3 separate regions of the Homo sapiens genome follow, and regions 1 and 2 are each linked to region 3. A link is a loop called in an ENCODE intact Hi-C map of the cell type or tissue named here. Cell type or tissue: sigmoid colon. All regions are shown on one strand. Region 1 holds the start of TTC7B-AS1 (TTC7B antisense RNA 1). Region 2 overlaps TTC7B (tetratricopeptide repeat domain 7B). Region 3 holds the start of TTC7B-AS2 (TTC7B antisense RNA 2).

The links. Hi-C counts contacts between places; a loop is a spot of excess contacts. Peaks named below come from ENCODE experiments on the same cell type or tissue, not always from the same donor. Only the 100,000 strongest peaks of a DNase experiment are listed, where the experiment ranks them.
Region 1: a loop joins it to region 3, with 4 times the contacts of the local background. A loop is called at or near these places in 3 of 110 quality-filtered maps.
Region 2: a loop joins it to region 3, with 4 times the contacts of the local background. A loop is called at or near these places in 4 of 110 quality-filtered maps.

Annotation. Positions count from the first base shown.
Region 1 is chr14:90,639,740-90,647,739 of GRCh38, forward strand. It overlaps TTC7B (tetratricopeptide repeat domain 7B), which reads right to left. Exons shown (of 20, transcript NM_001010854.2): 14 at 7,212-7,284; 15 at 4,309-4,469. It overlaps TTC7B-AS1 (TTC7B antisense RNA 1), which reads left to right and starts at 2,890. Exons shown (of 5, transcript NR_110134.1): 1 at 2,890-2,991; 2 at 5,005-5,259; 3 at 7,032-7,241; 4 at 7,515-7,672. RefSeq lists enhancers at 1-325, 2,134-2,738, 2,739-3,343, 6,651-7,850. In sigmoid colon, no CTCF peak of the experiment used is centred here; DNase peaks (open chromatin) are centred at 4,422 and 5,378; H3K27ac peaks cover 277 bases.
Region 2 is chr14:90,547,797-90,555,796 of GRCh38, forward strand. The region is part of intron 19 of TTC7B (tetratricopeptide repeat domain 7B); the gene reads right to left. Among named protein-coding and RNA genes, the nearest start is that of TTC7B-AS1, 91 kb to the right of the region's middle. RefSeq lists a silencer at 6,408-6,570. In sigmoid colon, no CTCF peak of the experiment used is centred here; DNase peaks (open chromatin) are centred at 4,025, 6,235, 6,670 and 6,840.
Region 3 is chr14:90,693,082-90,701,081 of GRCh38, forward strand. It overlaps TTC7B (tetratricopeptide repeat domain 7B), which reads right to left. Exons shown (of 20, transcript NM_001010854.2): 6 at 2,419-2,497. TTC7B-AS2 (TTC7B antisense RNA 2) reads left to right here and starts at 4,252. Exons shown (of 2, transcript NR_135190.1): 1 at 4,252-4,583; 2 at 4,672-6,293. In sigmoid colon, a CTCF peak has its summit at 4,710 (motif pointing left); DNase peaks (open chromatin) are centred at 4,311, 4,700 and 5,620; H3K27ac peaks cover 152 bases.

The DNA.
Region 1 (8,000 bases), 53 kb before region 3:
CATAATAGCTAAAACCTGAAAACAACCCACGTATCTATTCACAGTAGACTAAGTAAGGAAATCTTAGTGCATTTACACAATAAATACTATTCATTCATGCAAACCAAAGAGTCACTGCTGCGTGCAACAAGGAGGAGCCTCAGGAACGGGATGTTAAGCAATGAACGCAAGCAGCATAAGGACATATTCAGTCTGATTCCATTTTCTACCAAAAGTTTAAAACAGGCAAAACACAATTTTTATTATTTAGGAGTACACGCCGGGTGCGGTAGCTCAGGCCTGTAATCCCAGCACTTTGGGAGGCCGAGGCGCATGGATCGCTTGAGCTCAGGAGTTTGAGCCCAGCCTGGCCAACGTGGTGAAACCCCATCACTACAAAAAATACAAAAATGAGCTGGGTATGGTGGCACACGCCTGTGCTCCCAGCTACTCGGGAGGCTGAAGGATCCATTGAGCTGGGAGTTTGAGAATGCAGTGAGCTGTGACTGTACCACTGCACTCCAGCCTGGGTGACAGAGTGAGGCCCTGTCTCAAAACAAAAAAAAAAGAGAGAGAGAAAGAAAAAGCACAATATACATGGTATAGAAACATGAGAGAATGATTAACATAGAATTTAGAATGGTCATTAACCTGTCAGGTGACAGGCAAAAGGACAGGATACAGAGAAAAATCATTGGCAATATTACACGAAAAATCCATATACCTAGGAAATACATACACATGTTTAAGATACGTGTAAGTATATATGTATAAATAAATCTACACAGGAAATTCACAGGTAATATTAATGTTCTTTTTTCTAAACTACGAATAGGCAAACACATATGTTCATTGTATGATTTTAGATATATTTAATAAACATTCATTTGATTTTATTCCATATTTAAGAACAATTCTAAAGGATTCTAAAATACCATATTTGAACATACTTCAGTAGTATTGGTAGTAATAGTCATAGTAATATGAGTTTCTACCAATTATTACGTGATTACCAGGTACAATGCCTCAAATGCACCAGCTAAATCAATTCTGACCACAACTGTCTGAGATGGATATTTTATTATTCACATTTTGTAGATGAGGAAATGAGACTCAGAGAGATTTAGTGACTTGCTCAAGGTCACACAACTTAAAAGTGAAGGATCTGGAGTCCTAAACTCAACTTGTCCCATTGTAAGACTGCACTCTCAACCACTACAAAAAAAGCCTTCCTCGTTCCTTTCCTTCCATACTGGACTAACCCTATAACACTTCCAAAAATGCCTGCTTCTCCAGAGTAGTGAGCCTATTTTGGGGGTTCCCTGAAGAAAGAATTCCTGATTCTCACAAATCCCTACGGTTAGAAACATCTTCTCAATTGTTGATTCTACTGTTGTCTCAGCCCTGCTTGGAGTGACAAAGTGGCTGAGATGGTACCTCTCAGCTTAGAACTTTTTGGACCCTGTTAAGCTTATTCAAAGTACTTAAACAGCAAGTTTTATCATTTCATGGTGACAGGAATGTAACGCTGGAGGGACCAGCTGCTCCTCCAAGGGCCTTCAGCTGTCTCCTCTACTAACTGCCCAACAGGTGGACAGAGCTGACCCTCACGGAGGGAAGGTTTCACCTCCATCAAGGCCTGACTACCCATCAGCTATGTCCTCCACTCCCAGGCTTCAGGGAGTCTACAGTTCTGCTGCAGACAAGCTTGTCACAAACAAACAGATAATACTACATGGCAGTTGCAACAAGTGCCCACTTAATCTTGTTTCGGTTGGTGTTGAAATGTTTTAGCCAGGTTGGGAAGAAACCATGGGATCCACTGATTACATCTGGCCCCAACTTTTAATAAAGTATTCTTGGGAAGAAGTTTCCCATCGCAAAGAAATACAAATATTTAAAAAGCAAACAAGTCACGGACTGCTCTCAGACCTGCTGCCATATGCTTTGCTTTTTTGAGCTTACGGCTTAACATTAAAATAACAGCCTTGCATTCCTCAAATATCTCCACTGCTGTTCCTTACTTCCACTACTTGAAAAGGCTGTCAGCTGCTGTCACTTGGAGGCATTACCATATTAGCCACCACTGTTTACTGCTTACCATGTGGTATGGCTATTAGTTTAATAAGCCTCCTCTTGGATGACACCCTAGGCTATGGAAGAAGGAACCATACCCTGGAGTCCAATGCCTAATGAAAGAGCTTGTGTGTGTGTGCGTGTGTGTGTGTGTGTGTGTGTGTGTGTTGGAGGGTGAGACACGGAATGAAGCTTTATAAATATTGATGAGAGACACTGAATTCAATTGCATCAGGTTGTACTTTACCGATGGTTAAAGGATCGAATATTTTTTAAAGTGCTTTAACCATTTTAAGGTTCCATGGGATAAACAGCTTGGGGTAAAATCCAGAAATATAGTTGGTGTACAAAAGAGCAAGTTTGAGATCTGCAAGAAGTAAAACACTGCAGCAAAGCTCTTTAATTCACTCTGCATAAATAGCTGAGCCTACAAAAGAAATCTCTAGTCAGAGGTTTCCTGGATTATAACAAGAATTCTCTCGATGGGAAGAAGTGCCCTTTTCACTTGAAGACAAAGAAATGTTTGTAATGGAAATGTGTGAACCAATTTTCCAAGGAGAGCTGCTGAAAAGCACTGATTAAAAACACAGCGAGGTGATGAGGCAGTGAAATAAAGCCAGAGCTGACCCACTTAAAGTTTGTGGCTGCACTTCCTTCTGAAAGTGAAGAGAGCAACCCTGGGCCACCTTCTACATTCTTTCCCTTCTCCCCAACCCCAAGCAGTCCCTGCCCCATTACTGACCCTGCAACTCTGTAGACAATCAGAACCTTCCAGCGTGCAGGAATGTTTACTATTTCTGGCCATTGTGTACTGGTTACTAAGCTACTGCCACTGAGGATGAAATGGTAACCCAGTAGCCCAAAAGACAAAGTCCTTCTCAACAAAGCCTAACCAACAGGCAATGGATTATAGTGATTCAGAGGAAAGATAAGAAGGTAGGTAGATGATTCTAGCATATGACAGTTTACAGTGATAGTTCTTAGGTTACGTATAATATTGATTGTTTAAGAACTTCCATTTCCTAGAGAATAAAACTAAGACACAGAGAGGGAAGCTATCTTGATCAAAATTGCCTAAAATAGGAGAATCACCGAGAGCTAGTGGAAGCCCTCAGTAACTCAGGACAAACAAGCTATAAAGCCCTGTTTCCCAGATTTCACCCACTGGAGTTCAACATCACTTCTGCCATATCCAAGTATATCTGGCAGAAGTTACTTAATATTTACTTAATATTTTTCTTTAAATTGACTTGGAAAATTCTTAATAGCCCCCTGAGCAATAATTTTCATCAAATCACTACATTCTAATGTACATTTAAGAATGTGTAACTAGGCTGGGCACAGTGGCTCATGCCTGTAATCCCAGCACTTTGGGAGACCAAGGAGGGCAGATCGTGAGGTCAGGAGTTCAAGGCCAGCCTGACCAACATGGTGAAACCCCGTCTCTACTAAAAATACAAAAAATTAGCTGGGTGTGGTGGCAGGCGCCTGTAGTCCCAGCTACTAGGGAAGCTGAGACAGGAAAATCGCTTGAACCCGGGAAGTGGAGGTTGCAGTGAGCCGAGACCATGCCACTGCACTACAGACTGGGCAACAGAGTGATATTCCGTCTCAAAAAAAAAAAGGAATGTATAACTATTAAAAATGTTCATCCACAGTCCATCTAAAATTGTCTCATGTGCTCCAATGGTACACATTGGGAAAGAGTGGATAAAGTATTTTAAAAAAATAAGGATGACCTTATGTTAGGATGACCTAACAGCCTAAGTTTTTTGTTTGTTTGTTTGTTTGTTTGTTTTTTGAGACGGAATCTCGCTCTGTCGCCCAGGCTGGAATGCAGTGCAGGGGTACAATCTCCACTGACTGCAACCTCTGCCTCCCAGGTTCAAGCAATTCTCCTCCCTCAGCCTCCCGAGGAGCTGGGATTACAGGCGCCCGCCACCACACCCAGCTACATTTTATATTTTCAGTAGAAACAGGGCTTCACCATATTGTCCAGGCTGGTCTCAAACTCCTGACCTCAGGTGATCCACCCACCTCGGCCTCCCAAAGTGCTGGGATTATAGATGTGAGCCACGGCGCCCAGCCCTAAGTTTGTTTTTAATATCAGGAAAAAATAACAGTAAAGGGGATTTTATATTATTGACTGCCAGGGTGTCCATGAGGGACTTAGACAGATTGGAAAGAAGGCAGGGGAAGAAGTAAATTTAATAACTTCTGAGTAAGGGAAAACCAAAGCCCAGGATCACTTACATGAAATTTTCTGGGTATTCACTCAGGGCCATGTCGATGATGTTCAGAGCGTCATGGTAATGCTTCTGTGCTGACAGCAGGAGGGCAAGGAGGTGCAGGGAGTTGGCATCGTCACCTTGAAGCTGAAGAGCTTGGCGGACATACCCCAGAGCCTCTGGGATCTGGTTTAAAACAAAACCAAAAAAGGTTTTACATACACACATGCACACGCACACACACACACACACACACACGCGCGAAAGAAGCCATCTTTTCAATGTCTGCTTCTCTTCAAATATTGAGTTGTTTCACATTGTGCCTCATTCACATTTTAAGCCAAATCTTTATGGCAGCCCCAGGATATTAACCACAAACATGAAAGCAGAAGCCACCTTCAAAAGACATTCTGACTGATAGAGTGATACAGGAGACCCTGTTTCTCTACGTAGCTGCCAATACTGCTCCAAGTCTTTCCCTTCTCCCTGAGTAAACACTTTCTCATTCTTTCCACAAAACTGATCTACTTTTGATTATGCCCAAGATGATTTTGCTCTAAGTGGAGACACATACAAAGTGTCAGAGATTTTTAGTGGAATTAAACTGCCTTAGCTGAACTGTTCTCATTTTTTCAAGTATTACTGAAATTAAAGTGCTTAATAAGTTACAAAACCTTTAACAGAGCTTTCCGAGTGATCAGAGGCCTGTGATTCTTTTCAGGTTCCTTTGTCTTGGACCTCCACTAGACATCAAGGAAACATGCCAAAAAAGTAAACAACAAAGGCCCCCACACCTTTCCAAACTACAACCCAAAATAAGTTGATCTGAGAAACAAATTGCAATGCCGCATGCAAAGCAGATGTGTCCAAATTCATGTAGGACCAGACACATCCTGAACCTTTCAGTGCAACAGCTGTTCAAGACTTTCTTCAAAATCATCCAAGCACAAGGGTTGATAAAATACACACAAAATGGGTATGTGACACCCTGGATTCCATGCAGGTTTGGCAGTAACCAGGGAGAATTAGAACCCGAAGCTAGATTTCGAAATAGAGCTCTGGACTGAAGCATTCTTGCACAACCATCCCACAGATGGCTTCCGGTCTCGCTCCAACTCCAGTCCTCTGTGGGGCCTCTTCTCAGCTCTCCTGCTTTTTCCCAAACCCTCAGTAACCTCCCTCCTTAGTAGAAGGCTATGACTTCTCTTTCCCAAACCAATTACTTTTCCTCAATGAACTTCTTTTCTTGATGGATTTAGGTTATAACTGCTGGCTGTGGAGGCTTTCTGCTTTGGAACCATAGAATCACAGCTCTCACAGTTGGAAGAGAGACCATTCACCCCAATCCTTCAGTTACAGGGAGGAAGCTGAAGTCCCGGGAGGTGAAATGGCTTGGGAAAGGTCACCCAGCTATTGAGTGTCTGACAAGAGAGTGATTCCTGTCCATCCTCTCCTCCTGGTCAAACCCCCTCCCCTGGGGAAGCAGGGAAACACTCCCTCGGAGCTCTGGTGTTCTGACACTACATGCCCACAAAGGCTGCTGCCACACCCACAAGGCTCCATTTACTCATCCTTCCCCAGGTGACAACCTACTATGTGAATAGCACTCAACCTGGTATTGATGGGTGGGTCGAAAGGCAAAGCATAGGCATGATGTTGATTTGCAGGGATGACCAGAGCAACCAGGGACAAACTGATACAGGGATCAAAACGATGTCTTTAAGGGATAGCTGCCTTGAAGGAATTCAAAGCTGGTTCCTTCATTTAGCGAGTATTCCTGAGTGCTGAACACATGTCAGGTGGCATTCCAAGTGCCAGGGTAAAGCAATGACAATGATGGGCATGGGTTCCTGGAACCTACAGTCCAGTGAGAAAGACAGATACTGAACAAGAAAGCTGGGCAAAAGGAAGAAGTGCAGGCTGCTACAGGAGCAAGGCTTCATGGAGGAGGCGAGAGAAGCTGTCAGCGTAGGGGAGAGATCAGATGGTCAATCAATGCCCACACCTGCTGCAGAAGCCCAGCTGTGAGCCACAGTCAGGTGACAGGACCTTTACAGGGAGGTATCCTGGTTTCCTTAGTCCCTAGGTTGCCAATGGAAGCCACTTCTCAATGCCATTCCCAAGCAACCAGGAAGACAGGTGCATACCTCAGCCCAGGCCTGCCAGGGGAATGGCATGTCTGGAGAGCTGACCTTTGAATCACCCTCCCAGTCAGCACTCAGGAATGTGCTGGGGTTACCACCAGTGTCTTGCACCTGGTGGGTGGCCAGGCATGTGGCCAACATCCCCAGAACAGCTGGGAGGGGATAGGAGGGTTTCGGGAATGGCAGAGGCAGCATCTAAAAGCTGCCTTTGGGAAGATGAAGGCCGACAAAACTTGCCCCTCCCGCAAGGAGATAGTGTTAAGTCCCCTTTTTCGAGTAGCCACGGTGTGTAACTGTTCATGTTTTCCACGTATTGTAAAGGACCTGGTTCTTTTGTCTCTGCCTGCTGGCATCTTCCTGCCAATCAATGACACCCTTATGACAACCAGACGCCAATCAGGGCTAAATCCCCACCATGCAGCTCAGCACTGGGTTCTGCTACCTGGTTCCTGTTGGCAAGGGACAGAGGCTCTTTGATGACTCCTGGGTTCAGGGTATATGCCATGTGCTGCTCCCCAGGTTGCCATCTGACCCTAGCTTGGGCCCTCCAGCTGTGTGGATTTAATGTCCAATAGCAGAGCCTGGAACTCCTGTGTCTTCACAGCTGATGCTCAAACCAACCAAAACACCAGGCTCTTTGCTGAAACCTCTGAGAAGGGTTCCTGGCTCCAGGTCAGCCTCAATGGAATAAAGGAAGATCACCTACCACTTCAAACTGAAGAGCTGAAGGAGTTGTATCAAGATACAGAGTGCAGCAAGTATAGGAAACATTAGAGAAACTGACCTGTCTGGAGATGGCAAGCTGCAGAGCCAGGTAGAAAGCTGCTTGGTGATCTGTGGGTGACAGGCTGTGGGCCCTGAAAAAGTATTTACGGCTATTAGTACATGGGAGAGGAGGCCATTTTTACTTTCCCTATCAAGCAAGTCTTCTCCACATTTGCATTCTTATACTAAGGGCCCGTATTTATTTAACTATGTAATGCTTCATTTAAACTCTTCTTCTTTGTCCACCTACACATGTAAACCATTTCCCTCTTACCACTGTATAAAGGTACAGAATAGGAGTGCATTTCTGTGTTTTGTCTAGCATCTAAAATGGCAGCTGAAGCTTGTCGGCTTTGCGGAGGGCCTCGAGGTGAAGAATCCATAGGCCCTGAGGTCTGATCTCCCCAGCAGATGGGTCTCTGTGTCGTGCTGGGACGCAGTGAAGCCATGTGTGCACTTGGCAAGGCGATGGCTGCTTTGGTTAAGTTTGGCTTGGCCTTCCTTAATGCTACTTTATCCAAATTTCTAGATTTCAGAGAAACCATATGAAAATCAAAGACCCAGCTTTGCTTATAAAATGAGGTTTGGGTTTTTGGTGAAAAAAGGGAAGAGAAAGGCACTCATTCAGTCTTTTGAAGCTTCTACAAAATTCCATGCCGTTCACTGATTTATTGCAGATAACTGTCGTGTAAGAGTGTGGTGAGACACTAGGCTCAGTTTTAAGAACTGGCCTTTGACGTCAGACAGGAAGGGACCATACTGGCCTCCTAGCTGATTGCAAACGTGGTCTTCTCTGCTTCTATGTGGA
Region 2 (8,000 bases), 150 kb before region 3:
CTCTTTTGGGAGATTTTGGACATCCCCATGGCACTCTGCACAAAAGCCAAGTTAGCCCTTTGCTGGGTTCAAGAGCACATCACAGACCACTGCTTGTCCCTCTAACGGTACAGATACAGGGAGATAACGTCCCTGAAAGCATCCTTCCCAAGGAGAAGCCATTGCTGAAAAGAAGTCCTGTGGCCCAGCTCTGGGTGGGGGTCAGTTGGTCTACCTGGTTATTGCTTTTCCCCAGGCATAATGTTTTGGAAATCAAGCATTCAGCAGCAGGGATGGAGGTGAACCACTCCAAGTGCTCTCTACGCCAGGGCATGGCTGATGGGCAGGCTCCCCTGCCGGTAGTGCTCTCAGCTTCTCTGAGCAGCAGTGCAGTGTTAGTGCAGAGAGCAGTGAGCTGTCCCTCACCACATCACAGCCGGCCTGGATTCTGCAGAGCCTGCTGGGCCACTCCAGGGCCACTGATGGGTAGGAAGTCTAGTGTCAGGGATGGTACTGGAGCACTTAAAGATCTTTCTGTTCTGCTCCTGGGTCAGAAACTCCACCATTACCCTTTGCAGGGGGTAGAGGTGGGCATGGGTGGCTTAAGGCAGTGTTGTCAGGTGGCCTCTCCAAAAACACAAGTAAACCTGGGAGGACAAATTCATGGATCACCAGGCTCTATTAAGTGTGCATGTGCAAGCCATTATGATCAATGTAGTGTATGTTTTGCTGACTGCAAAGTGCTTTTGACACCATCTTGTGTGACAGGTGCCACATTAATTGAGGTGGCTTATCTCTAGCTCTGTTCCCCCACTAGGCTTTGCTGTGAGTGCCTGGAGGGCAGGGACTGGGTGAACCCCGGTCATCTCTGCACCTCCAGGCCTGACACTGGGCAGGTGGCCAGTAACTTGGGGCAGAATGAATAAATGAGCAGACCCAGAAACTTGATGAGAGCAGCATACTGTTTAAAGCTACCACAGACTGAGCGTGGGTCTGTCTGCCTGGTCCAGGGCCTGTGCTCTGACCCACCACAGCTTGCCATGGAGAGGGTGAAAGATTTTCTCAGCATCGGCTGGGTGCAGTGGCTCATGCCTGTAATCCTAGCACTTTGGGAGGCCGAGGTGGGTGGATCACAAGGTCAGGAGATCGAGACCATCCTGGCTAACACGGTGAAACCCTGTCTCTACTAAAAAATACAAAAAATTAGCTGGGCGTGGTGGCGGGCGCCTGTAGTCCCAGCTACTTGGCAGGCTGAGGCAGGAGAATGGTGTGAACCCAGGAGGTGGAGCTTGCAGTGAGCAGAAATCACACCACCGCACTACAGCCTGGGCAACAGAGCAAGACTCCGTCTCAAAAAAAAAAAAAAAAAGATTTTCTTAGCATCTGCAAGTCAGCCACCGCTCATTGCAGCTGGTGGAGGTCAAACCTCACTGGTGGAGTGGGACCCCTTCTCCTCCAGAGGGAGTGAGGCCCAAAGGCAAGGGTGGTGGGGGCTGAGGACCAGGATCAGTGGCTTTTCCCACGGCTCAGCGCCCACCTGAGCTGCTGGGGCCACCTGAGTCAAACGGGCACCACCACGACTTTTGAACAAAGTCATACAGCCTCCTCGTGGTGGGGTGTCAGGGACTGTGGTGGCAGCTTCTGGGGTGGAAAGCCCATCATCCCACCTTTGTCTCCCTTTGGGAAGATGACAGTGCTGCTGAGCTGGCTGTGGCCAGAGCTGCAGTTGTGCTGGCCACAGATGGCACACTGGGGGCTCAGGGTGTAGGTGAGGGGCCTGAAAGGTGCTACAGGCCCTGGCTGCTGCTGGTGGCTTCTGCATGGAGGGACCTGGCTGGCCACAGGGGAGGGGCACGTTGCTCTCTGGGACAGTGGAGTGTGGAGGTTGGGGGTGTGAGTCCTAGGCTCACCCCAGCAGACTGGGCTTGAATCCTAGCTCCACCGTTTACTTGGACAACATACTCTGAGTGTCAGATGCTTTATCTGCATAAGGGGGAGAAATACTAACCAAACGGGGGAGTTAGTTGGACTAACTCGTTTAGTAAGGACTAAATGAGGTCAGAGTTTGCAAGGCACTTAGCAGATCGCCCAGCATATTTGTACGCCTTCAGTGGGTGGCAGCTCTCAGCAATATTAGGATTATGGCTGTTCTCATTACCATTGTTAAACTAGAGATCATAAGACTGATGGAACAGACTCGCTGTGCAATAAGATACCAAATCATAAACCAGAACTAAGACCACGACAGGCAAGGGTTAAGTCACATATCCCTGAAAGAATACACCGCCTTCTAACTGCCACAAGGTTTTTCTTTTCTCTAGCAGCTAAACAAGCACTGGCCTCGAGATAAGCAATATTGAAACAATTGCAGCTCACCTACCCCAGACCCTAACTGAGCTCCCATTCCACAGGTTGCAACTGCAGCTTTGACGGGACAAGAGACCACCAACCACAGGCTGGTTCTGACTGGTTTAGTAAGAGGCTGAGCACTGTGTGTCTTCCTGCCCCTGCCTCATCTGTTGATGTATAGGACCGAACTGTAATGCACCTAAATGTTATGTCTCCACCCTAAAGTGAACATGGGATGCATGTAATTTGCGTATTTGCTTATCACACACATGCACACATCCCCCTTTTGTGAATATTCATAGCTCCTCCTATAACCTGTTGAATATGTATACTTGGCCAACCAGTTCCACATAAATCCCTGTTCCACCCTCCCCTCTCTCAAAGTGCTTGCTTTTGGTCTCTGCCTGAGGCTACATTTCCCAGCCAGTCAAGATGGCCACCCTGAAGGCTGCAATCCTTTGTAAGAAATGAAGTCTCTTCTGCAAATGTATGAACCTACTGATTCCTCAGTTGACACTATTAGTGACTCCGAGAGGAGGGGGGGCCCTTCCGTGATGCCAGTAGTTGGCTGACTCTTCACCTCCATCTCCCTCTTTAACAGCAAGGACCACCATGATTTGTCTTTGCATGTACGGCACCTGGAGTGGGCCTGGTACAGAAGAGGCTCTTGGGGAATGCTTGCTGGATAGATGGAGGGATGGAGGAGGGATGGTGTGGGATGCTGTGGGGTAGTAGGGAAGGAGAAGTCCCAAAGAAAGCTCTGGCCTCAGGTCACCCTTGTCTATGCTCCCAAGTCAGGCCAGCATACTCAGAGCCTCCTCTCCTTACAGAGCATTAGCATGATGGTCTCTGGGGGATGCGAGCACCCCCTGGGAGAAGATGCCCTGCTCCCAGCTGAGCCCAGTGGGCTGTATGGCTTCCCCTCAGGCTATTTGCTCGTACACCACAGATCTGACACTGCTCTCTAAGAAAATCCCAGAACCCACCCGCAGAGCCAACACTCTTACAGAGGAGAAAACAGAGGGCCAGAGAGGAGAACAGCCTTGCTGAAGGCCTTGACCCTGCTGGACACAGAGTGGGGCTAGACAGCAGGCTCCTGAAGGGCTGAGTCTGGAAAGCCTGGTGCAGGGCCTGGCCCAGGGCCAGCCTCCAAGTTTTAGACTCCGATTACAGTGTTCCAACTCTGCCCTTGACCCTAGCTGCTTTCTGCTTGTCCTGTCAGGGGCTATGTCCATGGTAGACCAGGCTTTCTGGAAGCCCACCAGGCCTCTAAGAGTGGGTTCCCTGACCTGAGGAAAATGAGGACCCCACAAGAGCTCCAGCCCCTTCCCATAAGCTGCAGCACAGTTGGTCTGGCCGTCTGCATTCGCTGAAATGTAGGCATGAAATGAGAAACACCAGCACATGTGAGTCACCACTTCTCGGGAATTTGAATTTTCCTTCTAGAGGATGCCATTGATCAGAGGGAAGCAGGGTGGCAGCGGTAGTGTTTTCAAAAATATTTTTCTTTTAAATCAAAATATAAATAGACTGCAAACCAGTACCACTCTGAGAAGCCCACAGGAGACTGGCTTTGAAAGGGTTTCCTTGGAGCAGCTCAGGAACACAGAGCTGAGGGCTGCCCTGCCTCCTTTCCTCCCGGGCGGCCCTTTCTTCTCTGGCAAGTGTCAGAGGCACTGTCAGTTTTGAGTACAAGCATTTTGTGGGTGCAGCTGAGGGGGCAGCCCTGAGCCCCACCCCGCTTTCCAACAATGCCTTGAAAAGGAACTGAAAACATGCGTGGGTGGGGTGGGGGCTGTGCCAGCTTTTCCACCTGGATTCTAGAAGCTCTGGGCGAGGCCTGGTCTCTATGGGGCTCTGTTTTGTGTTTCATTTCTGTTTGTTCTCAGTGCTTAGAAATGGCACCAGTTTGCCAGGGGGCCAAGTGTGTGTGTCTTGGCTAATGACACCAGCCAGAAGGCTGGCCTCCCCAGGCCAGAAGCTCCACAGGGGCCAGGTCCTGGTGTTCTGGCTGAGGGGAGGCATCCCCAGCCCCACAGCCCCACACCTCCTGCACACCTCTGCCCGTCAGAGCTCCACCGTGGGGTGGGACTCACACGCTGCCACTCACTCAGCCCCTCACCGGGCCAGTCAAGAGCAAGTTGAAGGACCTTCTGGGCACCAGGCAGGCCCACCTTCCTGTCAGCAGGTCACAAGTTCTGGGCAGGGGCAGGTGTGGGGCTGGTTTACTCATCTGGCCCATTTTACTCAGCACTGACCCAGTTTCCCCAAAGGCCAACCCTAGGTCTTCCTGACAGCCCGTGCCCATCTAAGCCTCATACACAGCAGGTGGCCGGAGCCTGCACAAGGCCCTCTCCCCAGTGACATGATGGCTGCTGCTGTCACCAGGTGGCCTCCAATCCTGCCCACCCCCAGGCTCTCAGGTGGGGATAGAACATTCGTGTGGCCACTTCACCTCCAGATCCACAAAGGCCGCTGACGTGCTGGTCCAGGAACCCACACAGAAGGGCAGTGCAGGAGGAGGGAAGGTACCTGCAGTGTGGCTCCTGGGGACATGCTGCCTTAAGAAGGGCGTCCTTCTGACAGAAGCCAGCTCAGATGAAGGAGGAGAGCTCCAGAAGATGTGAGCGGGAGCCTGGCCCCCAGGCCGGACACCTTTTCCCTTGGGCCTGGGGTCGAACACGGAAGGCAAATCTCCTCCAGTCCCCATGGCTGCCACCTCCCTGCTCAAATGTCAGAACCGAAACGGGGTGGCTGCTTCCTCACTCCCTTCAAGTTAGCCAAACAAACGCCCCCAGTTACCAGCAGCCAGTCCCAGTCAGACATAGGGGTGTGGAGCCCCAGAGAAAAGACTGAGGCCCAAAGAACCTCAGGAAGGGGAGTGATGCTTTTGTCTGGGGCAGGGACGGGGCCTGTGGTCTAGGCGCAGGCCAGATGCCCCCAGGGGGCTCTTCCTCAGGGAGTGTGCCGAGTATTCCAGGAGGGAGCAGGGGAGACCCCCAGCATGCCCTCTCAGAGCACTGGGGGGACCAAGGGCTGCAGCACAGCCAGAGGCAGCCCCAGGTGCAGCACCTCTGCTCACCCGGAACAGCTGATGGCGGCAGGGGCTGCGCTATCATGGGGCCCCTTTTCCAGGTCAGACATTTTATCTGGAGAAATGCACCTTCTGGGGTTTAGGCCTTTCCAGCATTGAACTCAACTCAGAAGGAAAAATACTCATTTTTTCAAAAAAACCTCTTATTTTTCTAAGCCAACTGCCAACCAGCTATGGAAGCAGAACTCCTCAGGGTTTGGGGGATGCCTGGGCCTCGGCTCTCCGATGCACAGCCCCTGCTGCTGTCCCTCATGGGCAGCACCCCCTCCAGGGACCAGGAGCTTGTGATTTCCCCGGGCAGCCCACACCATGAGAGGACAGTCTGAACTGTTGGTTAAATGTGGAGCCCTCATTGTCCTTTTCATCGAATCCCCACACTTTGAAGTTCTCTGAGTCTTCTGGAACCACGTGGAAAAGCCCCGTTCTCTTTCCACTTGATGGGCCTTCAGGATAGGAAGAAAGCTTCCAGAACAGCGCACGCTCCCTCTCTGGGGCCTTGGAGGCATGGCGGATTCAGACCTCCCGCCCACTCTCCCCACCTCCCTGAATTCTGCTGCTTAACATAGCTCCTCGAAGGAGACCTGGCTGTGGGTCCAGATGAAGGCTCCGTTAAGCCCCAGGAAAATATGAGCACGGCTTTGACTTTTGTCTTCTTTTTAAAGCGTCTGACTGGCAGAATCTCTTAAAGCTGCTTTCTTCCAGGATGATCTGGAATATTCTGGAGGAGCTTATTCTGCAATTAGCAGTGCAGAGTAATGGGCTGTCAGGCAGTAAACGCCAGCACCTAGGGTGCTGGCAGCCTGGCCAGAAGCCAAAGGGCTTGATCAGCCTTGCGTGAATCTCACAGACTTGGCCCCCCATTTCCCCTTGGCCTAATTTCTTTGAAACTGGGTGCTTCAGCATTGGTGCTGACATATCCACAGACTGTGGTGGCTTTTAGAGAACCGTTGCTGGCAATCGGTGGGACATCCGGAGACGGACCGCAGCCCATCTGCCAGCAGCTTCTGAGCCCCAAAGCCCCACAGTCCCCCACCCACTCTGCGGCAGGTGTCCAGAGGGTGGTCGGGGTTGCAGTGAGCAGGGCATTAGAGCATTCCCCAAAGGACCAGCCATCCTATTTGACAGGAGGGCAAACAGAAGCCCGGAGAGGGTAAGTGTCCTGCCAAGAGCACGGACGTGAGTAAGGAACAGCATCCGGGTGTTCGGGTTCCGGGGGTGGGGCTTTGTTCACTCTGCTCCAACCAAAGCCATTTCTAGTTCTTTCCTCCCCTCTACAAACACTCGTTGAGCGCCTGTGGGTGTTCTGGCACCAATGTCCTGGTGCTGTGCCAGGTGCGGGGAACTCAGTGGCACAGGCTGTCACTCGAGCCACGCTCTTGCCCTCGCTCAAGGCTCGGGACTGGAGGGGCTGGTTTGCTGTGGGTCCTGCCCCAGAGCCTCAGTCATTCATGTGTGTAGTCCCAGCATCTGCCACAGAGCAAGGCTTATTGGCAGGAGGATGAGGGAGGACATTTCAAAAGAGACAATATGATGCTCTCCCCACTTTGAACAAAGAAGAAGGCGGAAGCTCAGGGTCAGGGTGCTGGTTCATGGCCACACAGCTGAAGAGAAGGAGCTGAAACTTCAAATAGGATCTGATGTTTCTGCTCCAAAAGCTTCCTGTGAACAGAGGTCTCATTCTTCCTGGAGTGGATCGACTCTTAGTGATCACATCTGAATGATGTGGCGCAGGCTCCTAGCTCTCGGCAGCCCTGCCTGGGAGGTTGTAGTGGTGACAGGGTACCTCACTCCAGGTCAGGAGAAGGAGGGCAAGTACCTGGTTCAGTTACCAAGCCAGGTAGACGTCAGGTGTCAGAACCTAGGTTTTGTGAAGACCCGCTTAGGTCTCTTTGCTCCATGGCAGACTACTGAGATCTCTAGAGAGGGTAGCAGGCATTTAGGGACCAGGAAACACATTCCAACAGTCCTTCCCTGATGGTCAGCTGACCCTGGACCCCACGGCTCAGCACTCCCTACACCAACCTGGGGGAGAAGCTCCGAGGACATGAGAGTGACGCAGCCGACTTCCCTGCTGTTCTCTGTCAGTCTGCCTGGCACTGCAGGCCCTTCCTCTACCTGGCGGCTGCCAGATTCCGGGTGAGCCAGACCACGGGCTCTTGGGACCCAGGTGACATAAGAGGACCTAGGGAAGGGGGGGGTGTTTGATGGGGATGTCTCCCTCTGGGTGACCTGAAGAATGGCTGCCCTATCGCGTGCACGCTGAGGGGTGCAGGAGGGTAATCTAAAAAGCAGACCCTTCACAGTCTGGATTCTGCTGGGAGGACAGGATGGCATGGGGACAGCACGGCTCCCTTCCCTGCAACCTGCACCAGCGCCATTCTGCCGACTGTGTCTCCAGCCCAGCCGCCTAACCCAGAGTCCTTTTCCTTGCCCTTGGGATTAATGGTGTGGTGATTTTGCGAGTCAGGAAAGAGAGGGAGAAATGGCTGTGAGAACAGAAGGATGACTTGACCTCAACATCAGTCATCTCTCAGCTCCTCTCTGACTTCAGCTCTGGAGAGACCAAGGGAGGCATCTG
Region 3 (8,000 bases):
CAACTGAATAATCTCCTACAGCATTTAAAGGATTCATGATAAAGAAAGGACAAAAGTATGGGCAATAAAAGATAAATTGCAATCTTACATGAGGTTGTTACATCAACTGTGACATGTGGCATTTGCTTAGTTTTAATAAGCACCAGTCCTCCACTCAAGCACCCACTGGCTATGGCTGTGTAGGGCAAGTTATAGAGGTCTACCTAATGAACGTCCCTAGATAGGAAAGTGAAAGGATTAAAAAAAGAAAAGAAAGAATTCAAGTCAACAGGAGAGTCAAATTGCTAACCAACCAGTTAATTTAACTATGTTGTATATTTTTCTTCCAAGTTTTATAGTCAATATAATTAGCCAAACAACTAGCAGCCCTCGGGATCCAATCTGCCTTATTCTGTCTGGGTTTGGTATGAATCATAAGCATACACCAACCCCTCAACACCCTGGCAGCCACGAGGGCCTACATTCTGCCTGCCTTAACAGGTGCAATTCTCAGGTTTCAGCAGAGAACGCTGCCAACAACACAGGAAAGGATGCTCAAAATCATTAGCCATCAAGGAAGTGCCAATCAAACCACAATGGAATATCACCACACTCCCACCAGGATGGTTACACCTAAAAAGATAATAACAACTGTTGTTGAGGGTGTGGAGAAATTGGAACCCTCATAACTGCTGGTGGGAATGTAATATGGTACAGCTGCTTTGGAAAACAGTCTGGCAGCACCTCAAATTGTTAAACACAGTTACCATATGACCCAGCAATTCCACTTCTAAGTATACAGCCAAGAGAAAGAACACATAAGTCCACACAAAAACTTGTACATGAATGTTCGTAGCAGCATTACTTGTACTTGCCCAAAAGTAGAAACAACCCAATGTCCATCAGCTGATGAATGGACAAATAAAATGTGATATATCCACACAATGGAATATTATTTGGCAATAAAAAGGAAAGAAATACTGATCATGCTGTGACCCAGAGGAAGCTTGAAAGCATTATGCTAAGTGAAGAAAGCCAATCACAAAAAGACTACAAATTAGTCAGGTGTGGTGATGCGCACCTGTAGTCCCAGCTACTCGGAGGCTGGGGCAGGAGGCAATGAGCCAAGATTGTGCGATTGCACTCCAACCTGGGCAACAGAGCGAGACTCTATCTCAAAACAAAAAAACAAAACCACGAATGGTATCATTCCAGTTATAGCAAATGCCCCAAATAGGCAAATCCATAGAAACAGAAAGTAAATTAGTGGTTGCCAGGGACTAGGGGGAGGGGAAAATGGGGATTGACTACTAACGAGTATAGAGTTTCTTTTGGGGGTGATTAAGATGTCCTGAAATTAAATATTAGTGATAGCTGGACAATTCTGTGAATATGCTAAAAACTTTAAATGAGTAAACTGCTATTTATATATTATAAATATATGTCACGTAAATATCCATTATGACACAGAAGTGAAAGGGCTTGCGCAAGTTCACAAGCCCAGTGACATATATGTATAATACATATATGTCACATATATTATAAATATATGTATAATATATGTCACATATATTTATAACACATATGTCACATATATTTATTATAAATATATGTATATTTTTATTTTATTATAAAATATATTTTATTTTATTATAAAATAGGTATATTTTATATACATTTTATTTTATATAAAATAAATAAATATACATATAAAATATGTATATTTTATATACATTTTATTATAAAACATGTATATTTTATATACATATATATGTCACACATACAATATATGTGACATATATGTACATAAATATATGTCACATATATTTATAACACATATATGTCACATATATTTATTATAAATATATGTATAATATGTCACATATATTTATTATAAATATATGTATAATATATGTCACATATATTTATAACACATATGCCACATATATTTATTATAAATATATGTATATTTTTTATTTTATTATAAAATATATTTTATTTTATTATAAAATATATTTTATTTTATTATAAAATATATTTTATTTTATTATAAAATAGGTATATTTTATATACATTTTATTTTATATAAAATAAATAAATATACATATAAAATATGTATATTTTATATACATTTTAGTATAAAACATGTATATTTTATATACATTTTATTATAAAACATGTATATTTTATATACATATATATGTCACACATACAATATATGTGACATATATGTACATAAATATATGTCACATATATTTATAACACATATATGTCACATATATTTATTATAAATATATGTATAATGCATATATGTCACATATATTTATAACACATATATGTCACATATATTTATAATACATAAATGTAAAAAAATATGAATGTAAATACCTATGAGACAAGTGCCCTGCTGGCCTCAATCAAGTCACTGTTCACACTTACCATTCGCAGGTTTTGAGTCGTTCTTGTTTCAACTGCTCTGAGAAGCTCTCTAAATCTTCCGACTCCTCTTGTCAAGTTCCTGTGTGGACACAGAATTTGACGGTTTTCATCTGGCATGTATTAATATTAAATATTTTATATGCACGTTTCAATGCATTTTGTCTGCATAAAAGCTGTTGGCTAGATTTTAAGCAAACGATTACTCTGCACATGCCTAGCCATCTTTGGTTAAATGAAACATTTGACCTAAGATTGATGGCCTTTTGTGTTTTCTAACCCCTAGCACATTTTCTCTAAAAAATAAAAATTTGAAAATCAGTTGAAGCCAACAAATTAAAAAGCAAGATACCTTAGAAGAGTCTGTGTTCAAACTCTCAATGGCTCTATAGAGTGGGACTGAAATCTATATTTTCATTTAAAAGGTGGGAGACAACACTGGGCAACAGGGCACAGGAATATGAGCAAGCACCGTGTGCAACATGGGTAAGGATAAAATATGAAGATGGAAGGCACAAAAAAACAGGAACTCCACCAAGCAACCACTCTGCATCTTTGAGAACATAAACTTATCAAACCCAGTAAATTCATCAAACCAACCCTCCTCCAAACCCCACACTGACGAAAAAGAAGCAAAGGGTCAGAGGCCCCTTCTGAGAGCGAGCATGTGACAACTGGAACCCGAGCTCCCTGAGTGTGAGCAGAGCACACCTCATCTCGCTGCCACTCACACCCCACAGGGACACATTTGGTGACATGTTTCATTAAGAGACAAATAATTATTTTGTAACATCCTGGTCAATATTTTCAAGCCCCACTTGTCCTCTCTGAAAGCTGCATCCAGCCTGCTGAGCTGGGAACGCTCCCCAGCTGGTCCCTTTACATTAAGCACGGCCACCACCTATGACATAACTCGGCGATATTTATAACCTGCTCATTAGAACATATCTCATCTTTCCAAAAAGCCACAGTGTGGGTCAGCCAGTGCAAACGTGTCAGCCAGCCTCTGCAGGCCGTGGCAGATGCTCTAGGTATTTGGCTCTCTTCTTGGACGACATTTTGAATCATGCAAAGATATTAAATCAAACTGAATGTGGGTTCTGTAAGTTACAAGCACTCATGAGGGCTATTAATTCGCATCTTATACCTACATGACATCCCAGGGCTCTCATGCACAAGAATGGCCCCAGAACTTTAAGATAATGATTTATTGGCATAGGTACATAAATACTCCCATAGTCCTCTCACCCACACATATCAGATGATATCAGATCAGAAGCTTGATGGTGGCATAAAAAGAGAAGCTGTGCTCAGGATGCCAAGCAGCACTAAAGGAAACCTAACAGAGACGTGAATAAAGATTAGGTAACAGGCCCTGGGACATGCAATCTACTCTGCTTTCTCCTTCATTTGTTTTTATGGGATCCATGTTCACAGGCAACAAAGTACATTTGCTTTGGACTGAAGCTCAGTTCTCTTAAGTAACACGGCGGGAAGGAAATAGCTACAGCTAAACAAAGGATGGGAATGGATATGGTAGTCTAACTTTGTTCCAGAATCACGGATTAAACTCCTACTGGGTACAGAAGGGATGGTACTTTGAATTGTATGAAATAAGCTGTGACTGAGGCAACATAAGTGGAGACCCTGGTTGAAGGGGCTGATTTACCAGGTAGAAATCAGGCCTGGAATAAGCAGGATCAAACCTAAATATTGTAACCCAGGGAAGCCTACAAATAGGAACTGGTCATTCAGAATGTTTCCAGTGTCCTAGGAAACAGAGTAAGCTACTTAGACAGTTACAGAAGCACAGAATTTTCCAGCTATAAATGATCCAACAGAATCTGGTCCGTTATGACACAGAAGTGAAGGGCCTGCTCAAGCTCACAGGCCCAGTGAGAGAGTGAGCTGGGAGCTTTCTACCGTACTCTGTTACCTTCCTGGGTACACATAAGCTCTAAAACAGAAGTGTAACTCTAGAGGAAGGAACAAAATATGAATCCAAGAGTTCAGGTCTATGTTTTGCATCATTAATATGCAAATTACTTCATATATTTATAACATAAATTCTGTGTGTCCCAGTGATGACAGCTAATAAGATACTCATTACTGGTCCAAAACTGGAAAGAAAATCCGTTGGCCCAGGTGAAGAAGTCCAGTGAATGCGGGTAATGCCCTGGGCTGCCGAAAGAGATCAATGACGGGTAGAGAAATTCAATTCCCCCGTTAAGGTGCAAGACGGTTTCTCCCATGCAGGACCGAGGCCCTCTGGTGGAGGAACGGAGGAAGTCTCCGCCCCGAAGGAGGCCAGGCAGGATGAGGCAACACCAGCCACTGGGTGCGTATTCCCAATTAAGCCTTTGAAGCAAATACAAGTTTTTCTCAAACTGTTTCCAGTTTATTCCTGGAGAGAGTTTAAGATTCAGAAGCAAATTCTTCCTCAATCTGGGAAGCATCTGCTTGTAAACAAAGAAGCCACAGTAACCACAGAGCTGAGAAGGCCTGAAGCTACAACCCATTGCAATGAATGCGGCACCCAGAAGGGTGCCCGCCCCACCACAGATCAATCGGACAGCAAGAAGAGGTGAAACAGGCACATCTTAAAGTGCCCAAATGTAAAAGCATGATTCCCAGGAAATCCTGTCTTCCAAACATGTTTAAATCACATAATCATAATTTTATTCAACTAATCGCTTCCACTGTTGCCATGAGAGCAGAAAAGGAAAAATGTTCAAGTACACGGATAATCAGAACAAAAAAAAGAGGAAGTTAACTTGCAAGAATTCTATTCCAAATGCTATGAGATAACCCAATTTGAGAGAGGCAAACAAAACCCACACGATTGCTTTCATATCTTCAAACTGTTAGTTAATTCTTAAAATGTTGAGATCAATTAAACATCTAAGAAGGAACTGTTGCTTAAAACTCCACTCAAAATGAAGATAAGAGAGCCAAGGAATCTCCCAATCTCCCTGTTTTGAGGGTTTCCACAAATCCCTGACATTAGGTCATTTATTCCATTTCAACACCCTTGCCTGAGAGAGTGCAATGATGTCAGAATTCATTATGGTAAACTATTCTCAAAACAAATGTTCCTGCCAGCATTCACTCAGCGGGCACTCTGGCAAGCTGTCAGAACTTGGGGTTCATCTCCTGCACTTTACTTCACAAGCTTCCTGAGCTGGGTGCATTTCCTTCCACTTGGAATCGTTCCCAACAGCTCGGCTGGGACCAAGGAGGAAAGGGCCTGCAGGTCCCCGGAGCACCAGCTGCTCGTTCCGCCTGACAGGCAAAGCTCTGCTTCCGCTCACCAACATCACTGTCCTCAGCCCATTATGGAGAGCTCAGGCCAGAGTCCCACAGCCTTGCTCTCATTCAAATCCTTGTTTTTCCACTGGCAGGAAAGCCTACCACTTTTCATGGGGACATAGTCTACTCTTCCCTTGACCTACTTCCATCTTTTCTTCTCTCCTATCTTTTCTATCTGGTTTTATCCTCCTCCTGCTGAACCTCCTTCCAGGGCTTGTCTGCTGATTCGCCAGCATTCAACCCTCCCTCTCGACCCTCTGTCCTGGCGATAGGTTCCAGTTCCCCCTTGGGCCCCATGGCAGCACCTTTCCAGGCTCTGAAATGTACATTCTAACGTACAAGCTTACCGCACCTGGTTTCGTCCTGTTCTATGACTCTGAACCACATTCTCGGCTCTTTAATATTGCCATCTGTCCCTCTGTGATCAAACCAAGGAGGAAATGTAAATGGGAAGAAGGCCAGAGCTCCAAAATCAAAATGGAAAACCAAGGCTAGAGAAATTTGGGGACATGAGAATCATTTCAGCTTGTAATGAGTGGCTACTTCAATAATAAGCTCAATACATTTTTGTTGTGTTGTTATTTCTCCTTTTATTTCTTGGGAGTAGGGTGGGAAAAGACAATTCTTCCCTTTAACTTGTCCTTCCAAATTATCTTCAGACCTCAAAATCTGACCTAGGCACCAATACACTTAAATTCAATATCACCTGTCATTGTCGTGGAAACTCAAAGTAGTAGTGTGAATAAAAGACTGGGTCAATTTCCTGGGTAATGAGGAAAAGGAGGCCTGCTAGAGTCTATTCAATATTTTTTTCTCTTATGTGGCTGAGAATCTTATAACTAAAGATCAAACACAATAAGTCAACCCAGTAGATCTCAAAGAGCAAAGAAACCGTCTGCCTTTCTCCATGTTTTCTTCTCACCAACCAGCACTCCTGAAATGCTGAAGCACTAGGTTACTTCCACAATGACTGAGCAATGTTTCTCAGCCAAGGCCAGGTTGGTCCCTGAGGACACACTGTTGAGCAGGGGACACCGTCCCTGCCTCAGGGAGCTTAGATGGCTTCACATCCCCACAAAAATGTAAGTGCCTCCAAGACAGAGGCCTTGGCTTTATTCACTGACATAACCCAAGCCTCTGAAACGGAGCCTGGCATACAGGAAGCACCCAATTAATATTTGTTGAATGAAAAAGAACCATCATGAGCCGAATGAACCAAGACAATGAGGGGATACATTTCCTACCCGTTTCTTTTCTCCTTCTTTCTCACTGAACACAGTTCAGCAGGCAGCAAAGCACTGCACTCTCTTAACTAGAACAGCCTAGTATGCCCTCGGGGGCTTTGCTTATAGCGTGGAGACCTGGGGGAGCAGTACTCCTACACCAGTGGCATGCCCAGCCTAGCAGTTTCTAGAGAGCTACGTGGATAATGGAGATTTTGAGGTTTTTTAAAGAAAAGTTCCAGGCATTTCAGGGAAACTTTCCTGCCCTTGTGCCTTCACACTTGCTCCTCTGTCTGCAGGGTCAAGACCCAGGGCTGAGGCCAGCCTAGATAGCACTTTATACCTTTCCATACTGATTTTCATTTGAGTTTATATCTGTTCACCAACCAAACTGCAATCATTGTGAAGGCAAAGGCCCCCTGTGTACCCACCACTCCTTGTCTCAACTGCCTTACAGGGCCAGCCAGTACCAGTGACGTTTAACAAGCTGGGCACCCCCAAAAGAAAGAAAAGAGTGAGCACCATCTTATATTCCCAGACCCCTTTCCCCATCTCCTTGCTGAAAAGAGTTATCTCAGTTACAAAGGGAACAACTAAAGCAGGTACTTGGTATACCATGAGATACATCCCATCATCATATACGTATACCCTTATGGTATGTATCTGCTTTTCCAGAGTTGTAAGTGTTGACAAAGACAATGTCATTCTGGATATTGTCAACACTTACAACTCCGGAAAAGCAGATACATACCATGTATCTTCTAGGTCCATCACTTTTAGTTCTCAGGCTTGAGAATTTACGTAACCCTTAGTATCATCTATCTTGAAAAAGGCTGAAATCAAAACCAGATACCCAGATCTGGAAAGTGGGAGAAGAACAGATACCCTTCACAGTCCAAAAGGACACTGTGGCCGGCTGTCAGGGAGCTGTTTTTCCCAGAATGGAGTCCAGCTTCCCCCTCTGTACATACTCTCCTCCTCATATCCAATGACACGCATTTGTGAAGACAGATGGCTTGCTGCAGTCAGGGGCCAGGGATCAAACCCACAACC